Linked DNA regions of Homo sapiens: region 1 is linked to region 2. Evidence: read pairs that join two places in POLR2A ChIA-PET (ENCODE). Cell type or tissue: PC-3. All regions are shown on one strand. Each heading gives the region's core, and the rest is flanking DNA. Links, peaks and the distances in the headings are about the cores only. Region 1 overlaps LOC339166 (a long non-coding RNA gene). Region 2 overlaps WSCD1 (WSC domain containing 1).

Region 1 (9,479 bases), core at 3,412-7,411, 220 kb before region 2:
TGGTTTGGTTCTTATAAAGAAGTTATAAAGCTAAAAGTGTCCCTTCTTATATATATAAAAATCAATCATAAAGCTAATATAATTATAGAAAAATTAGTTACTCGGGGAAAAAGTTGTCAAAATTTCCATTTTTAACCCACTTACTATGCATATTTTGGTACATTCTTTTCTGTCTTTTTCTCCATATGTTTTTTACAGTTTTGAACTGTAAATTTGAATACTTTTTACCCCTTTCTGCAGTAAATGTCGTGTCAAAATTGTTTTCCGTGTTCCCTCATAGTGTTTACTTTTACTCTTCAATCTATCAATGCATTTATGATAATTTGTTTAAGCTTATACTGTTCAGCACTGAGATTGTTTCTACTTTTATGCTATTATAGCCGATGCTGTGATGACATTTTTGGGTGTGGCTTCTTTGAGAAAGAGGTCAATGAGATGCATCCTGGGGTCAGAAGGTGTGAATATCTACAGTTGCTACATATTGCCCGTTGCTTTCTAGGAGGGCTACTAGACGTCCACGGTAGGAAAGGACCTTTCTCACAGCTCGGTGGCCAGCAGCCAGTGCCTGGGCTGAGCTACGGCAGGATGCTCCCAGGGTGGGCTGGGCAGTGCTGGATGAACAGGGAGGGTCAGCTCACTGAGGCTGGGTCCTGGGTGTCTACTGATGGAGACAGCAAAAGGTAATGGGTAAGAGTGGGCTTACTCATAGAACCTGGAAGGTCTAGGTGGAACCCCCATCCTTCCGCTTACCTGCTTTGTGACCTTGGGGAATTTAGTGAGACTTGCTTTCCTCTTCTGTAAAATGTGGAGAGAACTTACTTAATACCTGCTCTTATCATGTTCACCAATGGCCTTTGTGTTAGTTTCTTAGGGCTGCTGAAACAAATTACCATGAATTTGGTGATTTCACAGAAATTTATTCTCTCATAGTTCCCGAGGCCAGAAGTCTGAAACAGTATCACTGGGCCAAAATCAAAGTGTTGGCAGGCTGCCCTCCCACCAGAAGCTCTAGTGGAGAATCCATTCCTTGCCTCTTCTAGCTTTTGGTGGCTGCCGGCACTCCCTGGCTTGTATCCTTCCAGCCTTCCTCCGTGGCCACACAGCCTTCTCCTTGGTGTTCATTGAATCTCCCTCTGCCCCCGTCTTATAAGGACACTTGTCACTGGATTTAGGACCCAACCAGATAACCCAGGATCCTTCTCAAAGTCATTAATCGAATCACGTTTGCAAAACCTCCTTTTCCAAATCAGGTAACATTTACAGGTTCCAAAAAGTAGAATGTATATCTTTGGGGGCCATTTTAACCTGCTGTATCGTCTATATTGTTATGTCTCTAAACATTTCCTGCCTCAGGACTCGGTCCTTGGGCCTCTTATCTTTGTTACTTCCTCCCTTAGGGACCTCACTGGGTGGCAAGGACCTTTCCCTTTCTGGTAATGATCCTCACTCAGTCACATGACTTTAAATCATCTTGCATGCTGGCGACTCCAGCCCAGTTCTCTGAACTCCATGTGTCCCCCTGACATCTTCACTGACCATCCAATAGGCAACTTGAATGTAGGACATCCAAGCCTGAGCCCCAGATGTTCTCCCCTATCCTGTTCTTCCTGCTGCCTTCCCTACCTTGAAGGATGGAAGTCTGTCCTTGCAGTGGCTCACAGGAAAGCCTGAGCACCAGCTTCCACCCCTGTTTCTCGCCCTACACCCCAACTCATCAGCAAGTCCTGTGGCTGATAGATCCAGATTCTGACCAATTTCCATCACCCCACTGCCACCACCCCACTCTGAACCAGGATGACCTCTTTCCTGGATGAGTGAAGAGTCTCTAAATGGACTTTCTGCATCCGTCCAGGTCATTCTTTGGTTTCTTCCCAACACAGCAGATGGAGTGAGCCTCAGGTTAAAATCTAAGTAAAATCCCATCACTCCTCACTGGCCCTCCCCTCCCCTCCCCTCCCCTGCCTTCCCTTCCCTTCCCTTCCCTTCCCTTCCTCTCCCTTCCCATCCTCCCCTCCCCTCCCGTCCCCTCCCCGCCTTCCCTTCCCTTTTTTTGAGATGGAGTTTTGCTCTTGTTGCCCAGGCTGGAGTGTAATGGGGCGATCTCAGCTCACTGCAACCTCCACCTCCCGAGTTCAAGGGATTCTCCTGCCTCAGCCTCCCGAGTAGCTGGGATTACAGGCACGCACCACCGTGCCTGGCTAATTTTTTGTATTTTTAGTAGAGATGGGGTTTCACCATGTTGGCCAGGCTGGTCTCGAACTCCTGACCTCAGGTGATCCACCCACCTCAGCCTTCCAAAGTGCTGGGATTACAGAGGTGAGCCACCACGCCCGGCCCCTCCTCCTTGGTTTCTTAACCTTATTCAGAATAGAAGCCAAAGTTCTTGTGATAACTTCAAAGAACCCCCCCTCCCCCAACCCGCCTCCATCTCCTCCTGCTTCTGCCTCTGGCACTTCTCTCCAGGCATCCTGCCTCCTTGCTCCTCTGTCATCATGCCTGACACAAGCCTGCCTCAGGGCTTTTGCCCTTGCTGTTCCTTCTGCCTAGAACTCTCTGCCCTCACCCCCTCACTCTTCTTTAGGCATTGCTCAAATGTCACCCTCGCAGAGAGGTCTTTCCTCTCTATCATATTTCAGAGGGCTATGCCCGCCCCTGTATCCTCCAACCCACACTTAACACCACTTTACATGTTACTCATTCATTTTGTTTTTCGTCTGCCTGCTGTGACTAGAATATAAGCTCCAGTAGGGAAGAGCCTTTGTCTCCTTTGTTTACTGCTCACCCCTCCCCATGTGTTTTGCAGTGTTCAGTTGTGACTTTGAATATTGCTTTCCTTCTCCATTTAACGTCATGTCCAAATGTTCACGTTTCTTCATAGTCTTTATAACCATGCTTCGTAAAGGATGTGGGCTCTTAATAAATATTTATTGAATGAGCGAGTGAATGAATGAATCAGGGTTCTGAGATGATGAAACAAGATGTGCATGTGAAGTTCGTGGCTCAGCATCTAGCACAGAGCAAGCATTCAAGAGGGGTTAGTTATCACCATCACCATCAATGTTATTAAGATTCCATTAAGTCTTTGGGCAAACATAATCTGAAAATTCTTTGCACGCACCTGCAACCCCACCCCACCCCGCCCAAGGCTTCTTCTCAGCCTTGTTCTGCTAGTTGCCTTTTTTTTTTTTTTTTTTTTTTTTTTTTTGAGATGCAGTCTCGCTCTGTCACCCAGGCTGGAGTGCAGTGGCGTGATCTTGGCTTACTGCAACTTCCGCTTCCCAGGTTCAAGTGATTCTCCTGCCTCAGCCTCCTGAGTAGCTGGGAACACAGGTGCCCGCCACCACACCCGGCTAATTTTTATATTTTTATTAGAGACGGGGTTTCACCATGTTGGCCAGGCTGGTCTTGAACTCCTGACCTCATGATCCACCCCCTTTGGCCTCCCAAAGTGCTGGGATTACAGGTGTGAGCCACCATGCCTGGCCTGGTAGCTGCCTATTCTTGTGCGGCTGAGTTTCAGGCCCCAGCATGGGAATTTGCATTTCCCATGTGTGTTTCTCCTTGCTGGGAGCAGCCTTTCATCTCACCTCTTGAAGCCCTTTGGAATCTGGATTCTGTTTCACTTCTTTGTGTTTCAGAACACACAAAGCTCTGCAAAAATCTTTCCTAGCTTCCTAGCCGGCTTCCTCATTTGATCTCTATAACACTCTTCATTTTGCAAAAGAAGAAACTGAAGCTGAAGGAAGTTAACTTAATCTCCTCATTCATCCTTTTATTTAAGAAGTAACTATTGAGTGCTGCGCTAGGTGGTAAGGACGCCAGGGAATGGGTCCAGCAGTACTGCGGGACAGTATGTCCTGCAAGGATTGACCTCAGGCGGGTGGGTGTTTCTCCAGCATGAGCTTTTGCTCTCTTATCCCAGCCACTGGCCCGTCCATCCTGGGAGGTCCTTCAGGGAGACATGGGACTGTGCCCTCAGAGTCATGGGCCCGCTTGGTGCCAAAGGGTTCCCTCTGCATCTTCACTTGCTGGACAGTGGCAGAGAAAAGATGCTTGTCCTGTATCCTTTGGGTGGGCTCCATGAGGGACCAATACTCCACTGGACTGTAAGCTCCACAGAGGCAGGGACCTTTCTGTCTTGTGCAAACTGCCTGATCCCTCCCTGCATGGCCCAGTGTATGCTCTGGAGTGGGTGCTCAGTAAGTATTTCTTGGTTCAATCATGAGATGCCTATCATAGAAGAGAAAGCTCCCAAACAATGTTGAGAACCGGGGAACATTATGATGGGGGGCCCACGGCTTGAACAGAGCCACTGCATACCTCCAGCTCCTTAGCCTCTGGGTGCTGTTTCCTCTGCAATGTGAACTGCAAGGCCCACACTGCTTTGCCCTTCCTGCCCGGCTTCCAAGCTCTTGGGCATTCTCAAGGCAACGTTAAAGTAAGCTGCGTACATACTAAGGCTAAGGCACCTAGATCTCCAGGAAAGAGGCCTCTTGACAGAGGGGGTTCGGATGGCATAAGATGGTTGTTCTAGTTACAAAGCCCAGGCTGGGAAAATTTTAAGACGAGACTCTAGACTCAGCATGGCCTCCAACTCACTCTGTAACTGTGGGTCTAGTCTCCCATCTATAGAATAAATGGGGACAGATGTGATGGCTCACACTTGTAATCTCAGTACTTTGGGAAGCCAAGGCAGAAGGATCCCTTGAGTCCAGGAGTTTGAAGCTGCAGTGAGCTATGATCACGCCACTGCACTCCAGCCTGGGTGACAGAGCAAGATCTTGTTTCTCTTAAAAAAAAAAAATTAATTAATTAAAAAAAACAATAAAGGGATTATTTAGGGCTTAGGCTTACTAAAGCTCTGATCCCTATAGCTATATGGATCAGCCAGTCTCTTGAAACAACTGATTTCTGTCACTCCCAGATGGCTGGAGAACAGGTCTTCTCTATGGCAAGCTACAGACATATCAGACCAGTTTTGCTGTGGGCCAGGAAACTGCAGCCTCCCTAGAAGCTATTTTTTCCTGCCGCTAGAAAGCCAGGATGGTGATGGCCCCTCAGACTGGACCCCAGGGAAGGTTGTCCTTCCATAACCATTGCATAATTCCATAATTCCACACTTGTTCAAGGTGGCTTTTTTTTTTTTTTTTTTTTTTTGATAGTGTTTTGCTCTTGTTGCCCAGGCTGGAGTGTAATGGTGCGATCTCAGCTCACTGCAACCTCCGCCTCCCGGGTTCAAGCGACTCTTCTGCCTCAGCCTCCCAAGTAGCTGGGATTACAGGCATGTTCTACCACGTCTGGCTAATTTTGTATTTTAGTAAAGATGGGATTTCTCCATGTTGGTCAGGTTGGTCTCGAACTCCCGACCTCAGGTGATCTGCTTGCCTCGGCCTCCCAAAATGCTGGGATTGCAGGCATGAGCCACCACGTCCGGCTAATTTTGTATTTTTAGTAGAGACGGGATTTCTCCATGTTGGTCAGGCTGGTCTCAAACTCCCCACCTCAGGTGATCTGCCGGTCTCGGCCTTCCAAAGTGCTGGGATTACAGGCGTGAGCCACCGTACCTGGCAAGGTGGCTCTTGTTAAAATAGTTTTCCCTCCTTGTGTCAATTCCTTGAACTTAAAAAAAGTTTTGTTTTGAAATAATTATAGATTCACAGGAAGTTGCAAAGAAATGCACCATGCACCCTTCACTTCTTCTTCCCCAATGTTAGCATCTTGCATGATGTTCGCATGATATCAACACCATGAAGATATGTGTGACGATTTTCTCATCTTTTAGAGCAGAAGTAGGCGAATGATGGCTCATGGGCCAGATTTGACTTGCCACCTGTTCTTTTTTAAAACCACCTGTTTTTGTAAATAAATTTCTATTGGAGCACAGGCCTCCTCATTCATTTACGTGTTTTCTATGACTGTTTTCATACTACCATAGCACAAGTGAGCAGTTGTGACAGAGACCATATGGCCTCCAAAGCCTAAAATTGTTACTATCTAGCCCCTTATAGAAAAAGTTTGGAGACCTCTGTTTTACAGTAAGACACCGAGACAGCTAAGATACCGGGATTAAATATCACTCATAAAATTATAAAGACGGCTGGGCACAGTGGCTCATGCTTGTAATCCCAGCACTTTGGGAGGTGGAGGCAGGCGGATCACGAGGTCAGGAGTTCGAGACCAGCCTGGCCAACACAGTGAAACCCCATCTCTACTAAAAATACAAAAATTAGCAGGGTGTGGTGGCGGGTGCCTGTAATCCCAGCTACTTGGGAGGCTGAGGCAGGAGAATCGCTTGAATCCAGGAGGCGGATGTTGCAGTGAGGCGAGATCACACCACTGTACTCCAGCCTGGGTGAGAGAGCGAAACTCTATCTTAAAAAAAAAAATTGTAAAGACAACTATTAGGAGACTAGAATAGACTTAATGCACTTTCTAATCCATAAGAAGGAAACCATACAGTCAAATACGATAACCCATGTAGGGAATGAGCACCAAGAAAGATTTAAAGCAACACAAATGAGGATACAATAAAACCAAATATGTCTATTACTCATATAAAACAAATGAGACAAATTCAGTTGTTAAAATAAGCCTCAGATTTGGTTAAGCAAACAAATTAACTATAAGTTGTATACAAGAGATGAGTTAAAAATAAAGTGATGCAGGCCAGGCGTGGTGGCTCATGCCTTGTAATCACAGCACTTTAGGAGACTGAGACAGGCAGATCACTGGAGGTCAGGAGTTCGAGACCAGCCTGGCCAACATGGTGGAACCTTGTCTCTACTAAAAATACAAAAATTAGCCAGGCATGGTGGTGCATGCCTGTAATCCTAGCTACTCAGGAGGCTGTGGCAGGAGAATTGCCTGAACCTGGGAGGCAGAGATTGCAGTAAGCCAAGATAGCACCACTGCACTCTAGCCTGGGTGACAGAGTGAGACTCCGATGCAAAGATTAGGAGTTAAAGGGAGGGACTTGTGGTTAAATTACTAGACATTATCTTATCTTCCTCCAGGGATCCAATAAAATGGTAGGTAAAAAAAAAAGTGTAGCTGATGATGTCAAAGACAGTGGGTGGAAGTCTAACAGCCGAGAGGAGGCTTCAATACATTTCTTGCAATTAGAAGGGTGTATTGGCAGTGCAGTGGTCATTGGCAATGCAGGGAAGGGTAGAGCTAGAGTGGAGGGGATACAGGTGAAGGAGATGCCCATCTGCCTTCTAGAACCAAGAGAGACTTTAGACCCTGAAGCCCTTGGTGAACTGAATGAGAGATCTCCTCTTTCTACCCTTTGTAGGTCTTCAGTGTTTTGGCCATCTCCCTACCTGATCACCCTGAAGCAACACCCACAAGCAGACAAGCTCTGCCCAGGTATTCACAGCTTCTCACAACTTTCCTTTTTCTCCTTCTGTGAAAACAACTAAACAGGGCCTTATCAAATATTTGAGGAAAGCCTCTGTATGAGTTATGCTGAGCAATACATTAGCCCCCACACTTAGCAGCTTAAAACAACAAGCATTTCTGATCTCACAGTTTCTGTGGGTCAGACATTGAGAACGGCTTAGCCAGGTGGTTCTGGTTCAAGATCTCTTATGAGGTGCACGTCTGAAGACAGGAGGATCCACTTCCAAGATGACTCACTCACATGACTATAGGCAAAGAGGTCTTAGATCCTTGCTGGCTGTTGGCAGGAGGCTTCAGTTTCTCACTACATGGACCTCTCCACAGGGCTGCTTGAGTGTCCTCATGATAGGCGGCTGGATTCCCCCAGACTGAGTGATCTAAGACAGAGAGAGCAAGGAGGAAACTTTTTACAACCCGGTCTTGGATGCTGCATACCATCATTTCCAGTTTCTTCCATTCATTAGAAACAAATCACTAAGTCCAGCCCATGCTCTGTGGAGGAGAATTGGGCTTCACCTCTTGAGAGGAAGAGAATCGAAGGATTTGTGAACATATTTGAAAACTACCCAACCTGTAACAGGAAAAAAGAAGATAAAAATAAATAAATATCTAAAAATAATTCTAAAATGAAGTAGTACAAGCAGCAAAAGAGAATAAAAAAGTTTAATGGGTGTCTTCAGAGGTATTTGAGAGGATACTATATTCATTAAAAAAACCACAAAATCAATGCCATGGAAAATAAAATTAAGAGAATGAGAAAGAGACCTTGGACATTACAGCATGATTACTGATTTCTTTTTTTCTCCTTCACTTGCTTTTATGAAACATTTATTTTACTTTCTTATTAAAGTGGAATTTTTATTAAAAGAAGTTAACCATTTAAGGCATTTAGTTGTGCAACCATCACTTCTCTCTTGTTCCAAAACAAAACTCCAAAAGAGACCCTGTATCCACTAAGCAGCTACTCCCCATTTCTCCCCAACCCATGACAACCCCTGGTCTACTTTCTATCTCTATGAATTTGCCTATTCTGGACATCTCATATAGATGGAATCATATAAGGTATGACTTTTTGTGTCTGGCTTCTTTTGTTTGGCAAAAAGTATTTAATTGTGGGTTTCTGTTTTTCAAATTAAGAGAAGGATTGGAGGCTAAATCAGAAGAAATCTCCAAGAAAGGAGAACATAAAGGAAGAATGAGGAAAATATGAGTGAATAGCAATGCTAGGAGATCACTCCAGGGGGTCCAATATCTGATAGAAGTTCTAGAATGAGCAGAGAAAAATGGAGAAGAGAAACTTATGAAAGAAATAATACAAGAAAAGTCCCCATTAATAAGGGATACATATACACAAAGAACCAGCATACTGAATGGCAAAAGACTCACATTAACACAAACTATTGTGACATTTCATGTCATGAGGAGTTGAGAGGTGATATTAAAGATTTCTAGATGGGAGGGGAAAATAAAGAGCAGCAAAGAAAAATGTAAGAGAATCAGAATGTGTAATTCTTTTTCTCACACACTATCCTTAGAACCTAACCCCTTTGTAAATTATGACTCCAATGTCTAATTTATGTCATCTGACTTCAATACAATAAAACCTAAAAGCAACATCAAGACAATAGCAACCCTTGCAAATCAATGACCTAGAAACTAAAGAAAAACTTTCTTATATTAACTTCTGGGTTAAAGAATAAATGAACCTGAAAATGAAGAATCTCTGAAAGATAAGAATATATGAGAATGAAAATACTATGTATTGATGCTTAGAAATATAGCTTGGAGAGAAATTTTACTCTTAAAATGCTTAAGACATCAATCACGTGTAGCCAGTAACCAGCATGTTAAAAACTAGGACCTATTTAATTAGAAAACGTCTTTATATTTGACTGTCCTTTTAATTAGCTTGGTTGGGTTGTTCTTCCCTTGACACCCAATGAATGTATGAGCATACTCATTACTTTTCTGATAACTCTCAGGTAGTTAAAAAATTTGATATCATCACTTTGGAGCACAAACATACTTTTAAGTGAGTAAGAGTGTTTCTGACATCTCCCTTCCCACGCCCACTTCCT
Region 2 (9,479 bases), core at 3,595-7,594:
CACTTTCTTTTTTTGCCTTGTATTCTTGGATCCTTTTTTCCTCTTCTTTCTCTCACTGAAGCACCCTTTCTCTCTCTCACTGAAGCATAGGGTAGGGTGCGAGAAGCAGGGAAGTTGGCAGAGAGATAAGATTCATCAATATTTAATTTTTATGGAAATCATGTCCTAGAAATCCCCAAGGGGCTGAAAATTGTACTGTGTTTTCAGAATCCAGTGATGTTGCTGGAGCGGTGATGTTGTAAATAAAACCACATTACTGTCTGCAGCTCTCCTGTCGCTCTGCAAACACCCGGAAACTTGACAGTTTAATCCACTCAAGGAAGCAAAAAGGTTCGGGTCACTGCTGGGGGCAGCCCATTCTCCAGTCCTGGGATATAAGATTGTGGGGCATCAACGTCAGTGGGGCTGTTACTGCTGGGAAGGGAGACGGAGCCAGCGTGCCTTGAGTAGATTTACCATGCTGGTGGATTTTTTTTCCTCGGAACAGGAATCCCAGGACAGCAGAGCCCCCTCTGGGCTTTCTGATATGGGGAAGATTTGCTTAGAGATAGCGGCTTTTCTTTTCCCTCATGCCTGTGGTGCAGTTAACCCAATGACCAGCAGAAAAATCAGACTCAAGTTAGTTTCCAGCAGCTTCTGGTGCAATTGGGATTTGGAAGGGACATTCATTTGCTTCTTCATTCATTCACTCATTCATTCATTTCTTCATTCATCAAACATTTATTGAGCATCTGCCATGTGCAAGGCACTTTTCTAGATTCTGAGAATATAACAAAGCACACAAAAAACACAACAACCCTGCTTATGTTCTTGTGGAAAGAGGCAGACAACCAACCAGGTAAGTAAATTATATAGTATGTTGTATGGTGATCTGTGTCATGGAGGAAAAGGAAGTAGGAATCATAGGTGTTTACCCATGAGAAATGCAAACTTTTTTGGACCAAAGGCTTGCACAAGAATGTTCAGAGGAGCATTATTCACAATAGCTAAAAACCGGGAACAGCCCAGGTGTCAATCACTAGTGGATGAATCAACAAACCAGTGCATTCTTGGATGGAATACTACACAGCAATGAAAAAGGAATGATCCACAGACACAGATAACAACATGAATGGATTTGACAAATGTTTTTCTGAATGAAAGAAGCCAGGCACACAAAAAACATGTGCTGGGTGATTCTATTTATATGACATTCCAGTATAGATAAAACGAATCCATGGTGATAGAAATCTGAAAGGTGGTTGCTCTGGGGAGGGAAGGAGGATGGTGAATGGGGAGAGGGGCCTCCGGTGTCACCGATGTGCTGCCTGTCTTGATTGAATGGTACACCTGGGATCAGAGCATGTCATCAGATAGGTTAGTACACAAAACTGTAAAGCATGGTGAGGGAATAGCATGTGGTGGTGATGGTGGGAAGGGTTTGCAACTTGAAAAGGGGGTGGCCAGGGAAGGCCCCACAGAGAAGGTGACTTGAAGAAAGTGAGGGAGAGAGCTATGAGGGTATCTGGGTGAAGGGCATTCCTGGCAGGGGGAACAGCAAGTGCAAAGGCCCTGAGGTGGGATCATGAGTGGAGAAGTCAGGGAACAGCAAGGAAACCACTGCATTCATCAACTTGGCTGCTATGAGAGCGTGCCACAGACTGGGCAGTGTAAACAACAGACATTTATTTTCTCATTCTGGAAGCTGAAAGTCTGAGATCAAGGTCTCAGCAGGGTTGGTTTCTTCCGAGGCCTCCCCACTTGGCTTGCAGATGGAAGCCTTCTTACTGTGTCCTTGTGTGCTTGTCCCTTGGTCTGTGTGTTGGCTGTATCCTAACCTCCTCTTCTTGTAAGGACCTTTGTCGTATTAGATTAGGGCCTACCCTGATGGCCTCATTTGAACTTAATTATCTCTGTAATCCCAGCACTTTGGGAGGCTGAGGCGGGCAGATCATCTGAGGTCAGGAGTTCAAGACCAGACTGGCCAACGTGGTGAAACCCCATCTCTACTAAAAATACAAAAAGTAGCCAGGCATGGTGGTGGCTACCTGTAATCCCGGCTATTCAGGAGGCTGAGGTAGGACAATCGCTTGAACCCGGGAGGCAGAGGTTGCAGTGAGCCAAGATCCTGCCACAGCACTCCAGCCTGTGCAACAGAGTGAGACTCTGTCTCAAAAAGGAGAAGAAAAAAAAAAGATCCTACATCCAAATAAGGTCCCATTCTAAGGCCCTGGGGTTAGGACTTCAACATATGAATTTGGGGGACACAGTTCAGCCCATAGCAGCCAGCATGGACAGAGGTACCTGAGACACAGATGGGCCGCCGTGTGCCGTGGACATCCGGGCTGCTTGTTTCTGCTGCTCCCTGTGATGAAGGTGTTGGTGTGGAATGAGGTGGGATGAGGGTTTTGTGATAGAGGGTGGATGAAGCTGTAGAGGCCGGAGGTGGCAATTCTTGAAGTTGCCTTTCATGAATTCACATGACCGGGGAAACTTGCTTCTGGAAAAGCCAGCAGTGTTGAGATTGAGGGTCAGGCCCCAGCTCTCGCTTTCCATAGAAGAGTGGTGTAGGGGCCGTGAGGATGGGTCTAGTTGGACGTACTACCGAGGCTCAATAGCCTATCATGCACTGACTCACAGCGCAGGTGCCTCCTTGGCTTGAAGAAGGACGAGGAGAGTCGGGAGAGGCTTTCCTTGGGGGCTGCTTGGCACCTAGGAGAGCATGCGGCCTGTACTTATAAGAACAGCCTGACAGTGGGGGGCAACCTCCAACAGCATTTCCCCTGACTCCCTCCAAAGATACCTGCCCTCCCGCCAATGCCCCAGGCCCTGCGTCATCTTCGCTTGCATGGGACACAGGCTGTTGTCTTTTATGAGTGCCCAAATCCTCAGCTTTACCTAGCCATGCTCAAAAAATGCTATTGATTTTCTTTTTCTTATTTATTTATGAGATTTTTGCTGTGAGCAAAAAATAAAAAGGTTTGTGCAGTGTTCCCCTTAGCAGTGAGAAGTTTTCTCCACCCACTGCCTCCCTCCCTGGCACACACACTCACAGATTACTCTCTCATCTCTCTACGCTCCAAAAGTCCTAGCATCTCCCGACTGTAGGATGCAGAGAAGGAAGAGATGAAAAGGGGCTAGTGCCTGGGGCAGAGTGAGGACTCTCCCATACATGTGGGAGAGGTGGGTGGATACATTTTTGAGCAAGACACAGCTGATGCCCAGAGAGTTAGGGAGGTCGAGAATGACCTCTTCCTCCTTGGAAGCATGCCAGGCCCGGTGCTGGGCACTTTGGACCTGTCTCATTCAGCCCTCACCTTAAACCTACAAGGCAGATTTTATTACTTTTTTCAGTGATGAAATTCAAAGAAGTTAGGCACCTTGCTCAAGGGTGCCTAGCAAGCGAGCTAGAATTCACTTTCACACCTTCAGGATGCCAGCTCTCTTCAGTGTGTGGTGCAGCCTCCCCAAAGGGGAACAAGGACCCACTTAAGAGACTGCTGGGAGCTGGGCTGGCCCACAGAGTGAGACGACTCCTCTCTCCTACCCCTGACAGGGCCCCCCTCCATTTTGAAGAATCCTCCTTGGGCTGAGCATCTTGGGTGGGAACAAAGTCTGTTCTTCTCCACCCCTTCCATCTTTGGAAAGATGACTGTATGAGAATCTCTGCACCCTGCAGTGGGACATCTGGCATGAGAGTTGGTTTTAGTCTCTTTCCAGGGAGGTGGCTGGCCAAGGAAGACCAGAGGGAATCGAATCTCAGTCCTCTCTCAGGGCTTGAGGTCTGTTCATTAGTGGTGTGACACGTGGATCCTTGGGGATGCCCTAAGTCAGCTGATCTGCCCCGCTCTGTGCCATGCAGACATCCACTCATATGGATGCCCCTGCCCAGAGTGCCATTTCTATCTCTGGCACTCCTGACAAATGCCTTGGAATCTCAAAAACATGATTCCAGCCTCTGCCCCCTGCTTTCTGCACGTCGCTCATCCCTCAGTCATATTGCTGCTCATACTGTTGACTTGTCAAGGAACCAACCAAGTAGGGCTGTGCTTATAAGAACATGGGCTACTTGAGCTGCTTGAAGCTCACATCTTGTTGATCTTTGTCTCCCCTGGAATTGGGCACAGAGCACAGTGGTGGAAGGATGGTGGTCATCCCTGTGGATTCCATACAGATACAGCTGGCAATACATCGTCCATGTTCATCCCATTCCTGAGCCCTGGGAAGCATGACCCTCAAATTCACTCAGTGTGCTTCTCTTCTTATCGTTCCCTGGCAGGAGTTCCCCTTGGCCATTCTCAGGGGCTGGGAATGCTACTGTGCTTACCCTACCCCCCGGTTCAACCTGCGGGATGCCATGGACAGCTCAGTATGTGGCCAGGACCCTGAGGCACAGAGGCTGGCAGAATACTGTGAGGTCTACCAGACACCTGTGCAAGGTGGGTTCTGCATCCCCGACTGGTAGTGGCATTTGGTCTGGGGGGTGGGGAGAGCTTCCAGGGTTTGGAGATGCCAGTCATGGCCAAGCATGCAGTTATGAGGTATGGCATGTGTCTGTGTAAAGGTCTTGGCATCTTGATGGGTGTTGGAGATAATGGGGAGGGTCAGTTTTCCACCCTCCACAGAGGCTGAATCCTGGACTCACTTTAAAAAACACTGGACCCTTTATCTAAGTCTCTCTGGAGATGACAATGGTAAGAGGATGAACAGAGAGGGGCAGGTCCTAGAGAGATAGCAACAGAAAGGTGGTAGGATTGGGAGGCGTGGGAAGAATGAGATCCCAGGAGCTGCAGGGGCCACTGGTGCCTCCAGGACCTGGGAACCCTCCTTGGTGTGAGCATCAGGTCTGCCCCTGTTGACCTTAGGAACTGATGAAAGGAAGAGCCGGGGACGAGGGATGTTACCACCTTTATCAAGTGCCTACTGTGACCCAGCATGGCCCTGGATGTTTTGGGGCTTTCCCCTGGTGATTTCATGTGCTCCTTGTAGCAGCCCTGGGGATGAGACATAACGAATGACTTGCCTGTCATTAGTCCAGCTCTGGTTTATTGTTGGCAGTACCTGGGTGTGTTACTTTGCTCAGCCTAGCCTCAATCCCCACCCACTTCCCCTATTAGAATCTGGAATTATCTGTGCTATGTCAGGAGCAAGAGTTTGGCTGTGGCCATAGAGACAGAATGGGAGTCGAGGGTCCATAGGGTGTCTGATTCCCATCTTACTCCTGCACTGCAGTATTGCAGGCCTCATTACGGGGCTTTCTCGGACTGGCCACAGACCTGTGCAGCTAAGGTATATTTGGAAGATCTCTTCCCTTCTTTGGGCCTTGGTTCCCCCATCTATTAAATGGGAGTCTTCGTTCATCAGTTCCTCTAAGGGAGTTTAGTGGTGAATTGGTGAGTCATAATGGAAGTGAGTAACCCCGTGATGACTTTTGGACTTTCAGACACTCGTTGTACAGACAGGAGGTTCCTGCCTAACAAATCCAAAGTGTTTGTGGCTTTGTCAAGCTTCCCAGGAGCCGGGAACACATGGGCACGGCACCTCATTGAGCATGCCACTGGCTTCTATACAGGGAGCTACTACTTTGATGGAACCCTCTACAACAAAGGTAAGTCAAAGCTACAGGGGACGATGGAAGGCAGCTCCCGGTGACCAAACTGTCACCTTGCCAGCCAAGCTTCTCAGAGCACTAGAGCAGTGCATCTCAAACTTGAGTGTACATAAGAGTCACCTGTGGGTGGAGCCACTGTGTGCCATACTCACCCTTCAGGTATTGAAGACCAGCCCGCCTGGTGGTCCCCATCCACAACAAAGTTACGCCATTGTATCCACAAACACCCACGATCTAGGCCACTGAGGCACTTGCAGACACCACTGATATTGATTACAGCCAAAGAAATTACACTGAGACTACACTACTCCACCACCCAGAACCAAAACCTAAGCATGCTACCCAACCCACACTATAGGATACATCTACTAGAAAAAGTCTTTTCCTATGAAAGCTGCTCCATAAAATTGGAAGAGGTGACTGTTCCACCAGATGTGCAGATATCAATGCAGTCACACAAGAAACATGAAAAAGCAAGGAGGCCAGGCGCAGTGGCTCACGCCTGTAATCCTAACACTTTGGGAGGCTGAGGTGGGTGGATCGCCTGAGGTCAGGAGTTTGAGACCAGCCTGACCAATATGGTGAAACCTCATTTCTACTAAAAATACAAAAATTAGCTGGGCGCGGTGGTAGGCGCCTGTAATCCCAGCTACTCAGGAGGCTGAGGCAGGAGAATTGCTTGAACCTGGGAGGCAGAGGTTGCAGTGAGTCGAGATTATGCCACCGCACTCCAGCCTGGGCAACAGAGTGACACTCCGTCTCAAAAAAAAAAAAAAAAAAAAAAAAGAGCAAGGAAACATGACGTCTGCAAAGAAACACAATAATTCTCCAATAACAGACCCCAAAGAAAAGGAAATGTATGAAATACCTGAAAAGTAATTTAAAATAATGATTTTAAGGAAACTCAGCATGATACAAGAGAATACAAATAGACAATTCAATGAAATTAGGAAAACATTTTATGATCCGAATGAGAAATTCGATAGAAATAGATATCATACAAACAACCAAACAAATCTGTTAGTTGAATAATTAAAATGAATTTTTAATGAATGAAATTAATGATCTAGTCTGTTACAAAAGCTCTCAACTGTGTTTTTAATTTTATACCAAAACCTATGGGATACAGCAAAAGAAGTTCTAAGACAAAAGTTTACAGCAATAAATGCCTACATCAAAATAGTAGAAAGATTTTAAATAAGCAACCTAATGACGTACCTCAAGGAACTAGAAAAGCAAGAACAAGCCAATCCAAAAGTACTGGAGGGAAAGAAATGATGAAGATCAGAGCAGAAATAAATGATAAAATTCAACATCCCTTTAGGGCAAAAACAATCAACAAATTAGGTATAGAGGGAACGTACCTCACCACAATGAAGGCCATATGTGAAAAACCCACAGCTAGTATCATACTAAATGAAGAAAGTGTTGAAAACCTTTTCTCTAAGAACTGAAACAAGACAAGGATGCCCACTTTCACCATGTCTGTTCAGCCTAGTAATGGAAGTCCTATGCAGCAATTAGGCAAGAAAAAGAAACAAAGGGCATCCAAATTGGGAAGGAGGAAGTCCACTTGTCCCTGTTTGCAGATGGCATGATCTTACATATAGAAATGCCTAAAGGCTTCACCAAGAAACCCTTAGAACCAATAAATGAATTCAGTAAAGTTACAGGATACAAAATAAACATGCAAAAATCAGTAGCATTTCCATATACCAATAGTGAACTACCCGAAAAAGAAATGAAGAAAGCGGTACCATTTAAATAGCTATGAAAAAATACCTAGGAATAAATTTAATAAAAGAGATGAAAGATCTCTGCAAAGATAACTATAAAACACTTATGAAATTGTAGAGGACACACAAAAAAATGGAAAGACATCCCATATTTATGGATTGGAAGAATTAATATTGGGAAAATGACCATGCTACCAAAAGCAATCAACAGATCCAATACAATCCCTATCAAAATACCAATGACATTCTTCACAGAAACAGAAAAAAACAATTCTAAAATTTGTATGGAACCACAAAAGACCCTGAATAGCCAAGGCAATTCTGAGCAAAAAGAACAAAGCTGGAGGTATCACACTACTGACTTAAAAATATGTTACAAAGCTTTAGTAACAAAAAACAGCATGGTACTGCTACAAAAACAGATGCATAGACCAATGGAACAAAATAGAGAACCCAGAAATAAATCCATGCATTTACAGCCAACTCATTTTTGACAAAGATGCCAAGAACATACATTTGGGAAAGGACAGTCTTTTCAATAAATGGTGTTGGGAAGACTGGATAACCATATGCAGAAGACTGAGGCTGTACAAATGGTGTTGGGAAGACTGGATAACCATATGCAGAAGACTGAAGATATACCCCTATCTCTCTCCTTATGCAAAAATCAACTCAAAATCAAGACTTAAATGTAAGACCCAAATCTATTAAACTGCTAGAAGAAAACGGGGAATATTTCAGGACATTGGTCTGGGCAAAGATGTTTTTGCTTTTGAGATAGGACCTCAAGAGCACAGACAACAAAAGCAAAATTAGACAAGTGGTATTATGTCAAAGTGAAAAACTTCTGCACAACCAAGGAAACAATCAACAGAGTGAAGAGACAGCCTGCAGAATGGGAGAAAATATTGGCAAACTATTCATCCAACAAGGGATTAATAACCAAAGTATATAAGGAACTCAACAACAAAAACCCAAAAGAATCTGATTTAAAAATGGACAGATGATATGAATAGACATTTATCAAAAGAAGACATACAAATGGTCAACAAGTATATGAAAACATGCTCAGTATCACTAATTATCAGGGAAATGCAAATCAAAACCACAATGAGATATCATCTCGCCCCAGTTAGAGTGGCTACTATCAAAAAGACAAAAAATAACAAGTGTTGGAGAGGATGTGGAGAAAAGGGAACTCTTATACTCTATTGGTGGGAATGTAAACTAGTACAGCTCTTACGGAAAATAGTATGGAGGCTCCTCAAAAAAAAGTAGAATTGTCATATATATGATCCAGCAATCCCACTGCTGGGTATATATTCAAGGGAAAGGAAATGAGTATGTTGAAGAGATACCTGTACTCTCATGCTTATTACAGCACCATACACAATAGCCAAGGTATGGAATCAACCTTAGTATCTATCAATAGGTGAATTTTTAAAATGTGGTACATATACACAATGGCTAGTTAGCCGTAAAAAAAAAAAAAAAAAAAGAATTAAATGCTGTAATTCACGGCCACATGGATGAGCCTAAGGGACATTATGTTAAGTGAAATAAACCAGGCACAGAAAGATGAATACCACATGCTCTCATTCATATGTCAAAGCTTAAAAAGTTGATCTCACTGATGTGGAGAGTAGAATAGTGGTCACTAGAGGCTGGGAAGGGTAGGAGGGAGGGCAGGATAGGGAGATGTTGGTTAAAGGATACAAAATTACAGCTAGATATGAGGAATAAGTCCTAGTGTTTTATAGCACTGTAGGGTGACTACAGTTGACAATAATTGATTGTATGTTTTCAAGTAGCCAGAACAGAGGATTTTGAATGTTTCCAGCTCAAAGAAATGATAAATGTTTGAGGCGATGGATATCCTAATTACTTTGATTTGATTATTAAACATTGTATACATGCATTGAAATATCACATTGCACCCCATAAAGAAGATGTACACTTATCATGCATCAGTTTAAAATAATAATAAATATATTTATATTTATTATTATTTTATTTTACTTTCAGTTCTGGGATGCATGTGCAGAATGTGCAGGTTTGTTACATAGGTATGCATGTGCCAAGGTGGTTTGCTGCACCTACCAACCCATCGTCTAGGTTGTAAGCCCCGTATGCCTTAGGTATTTGTCCTAATG

Evidence for each region. ChIA-PET counts read pairs that join two places held together with the same protein. Peaks named below come from ENCODE experiments on the same cell type or tissue, not always from the same donor. Only the 100,000 strongest peaks of a DNase experiment are listed, where the experiment ranks them.
Region 1: POLR2A ChIA-PET joins it to region 2 with 7 read pairs; 1 of 35 experiments calls an interaction of 5 or more read pairs at or near these places.

The regions. Positions count from the first base shown.
Region 1 is chr17:5,881,463-5,890,941 of GRCh38, forward strand. It overlaps LOC339166 (a long non-coding RNA gene), which reads left to right. Exons shown (of 4, transcript NR_040000.1): 3 at 7,295-7,368. Among named protein-coding and RNA genes, the nearest start is that of WSCD1, 180 kb to the right of the region's middle. In PC-3, for the core only: no CTCF peak of the experiment used is centred there; no DNase peak of the experiment used is centred there; H3K27ac peaks cover 2,455 bases.
Region 2 is chr17:6,105,349-6,114,827 of GRCh38, forward strand. It overlaps WSCD1 (WSC domain containing 1), which reads left to right. Exons shown (of 9, transcript NM_015253.2): 6 at 4,259-4,418; 7 at 5,423-5,587. Among named protein-coding and RNA genes, the nearest start is that of WSCD1, 40 kb to the left of the region's middle. RefSeq lists a silencer at 2,980-3,152. In PC-3, for the core only: no CTCF peak of the experiment used is centred there; DNase peaks (open chromatin) are centred at 5,023 and 5,423; H3K27ac peaks cover 2,021 bases.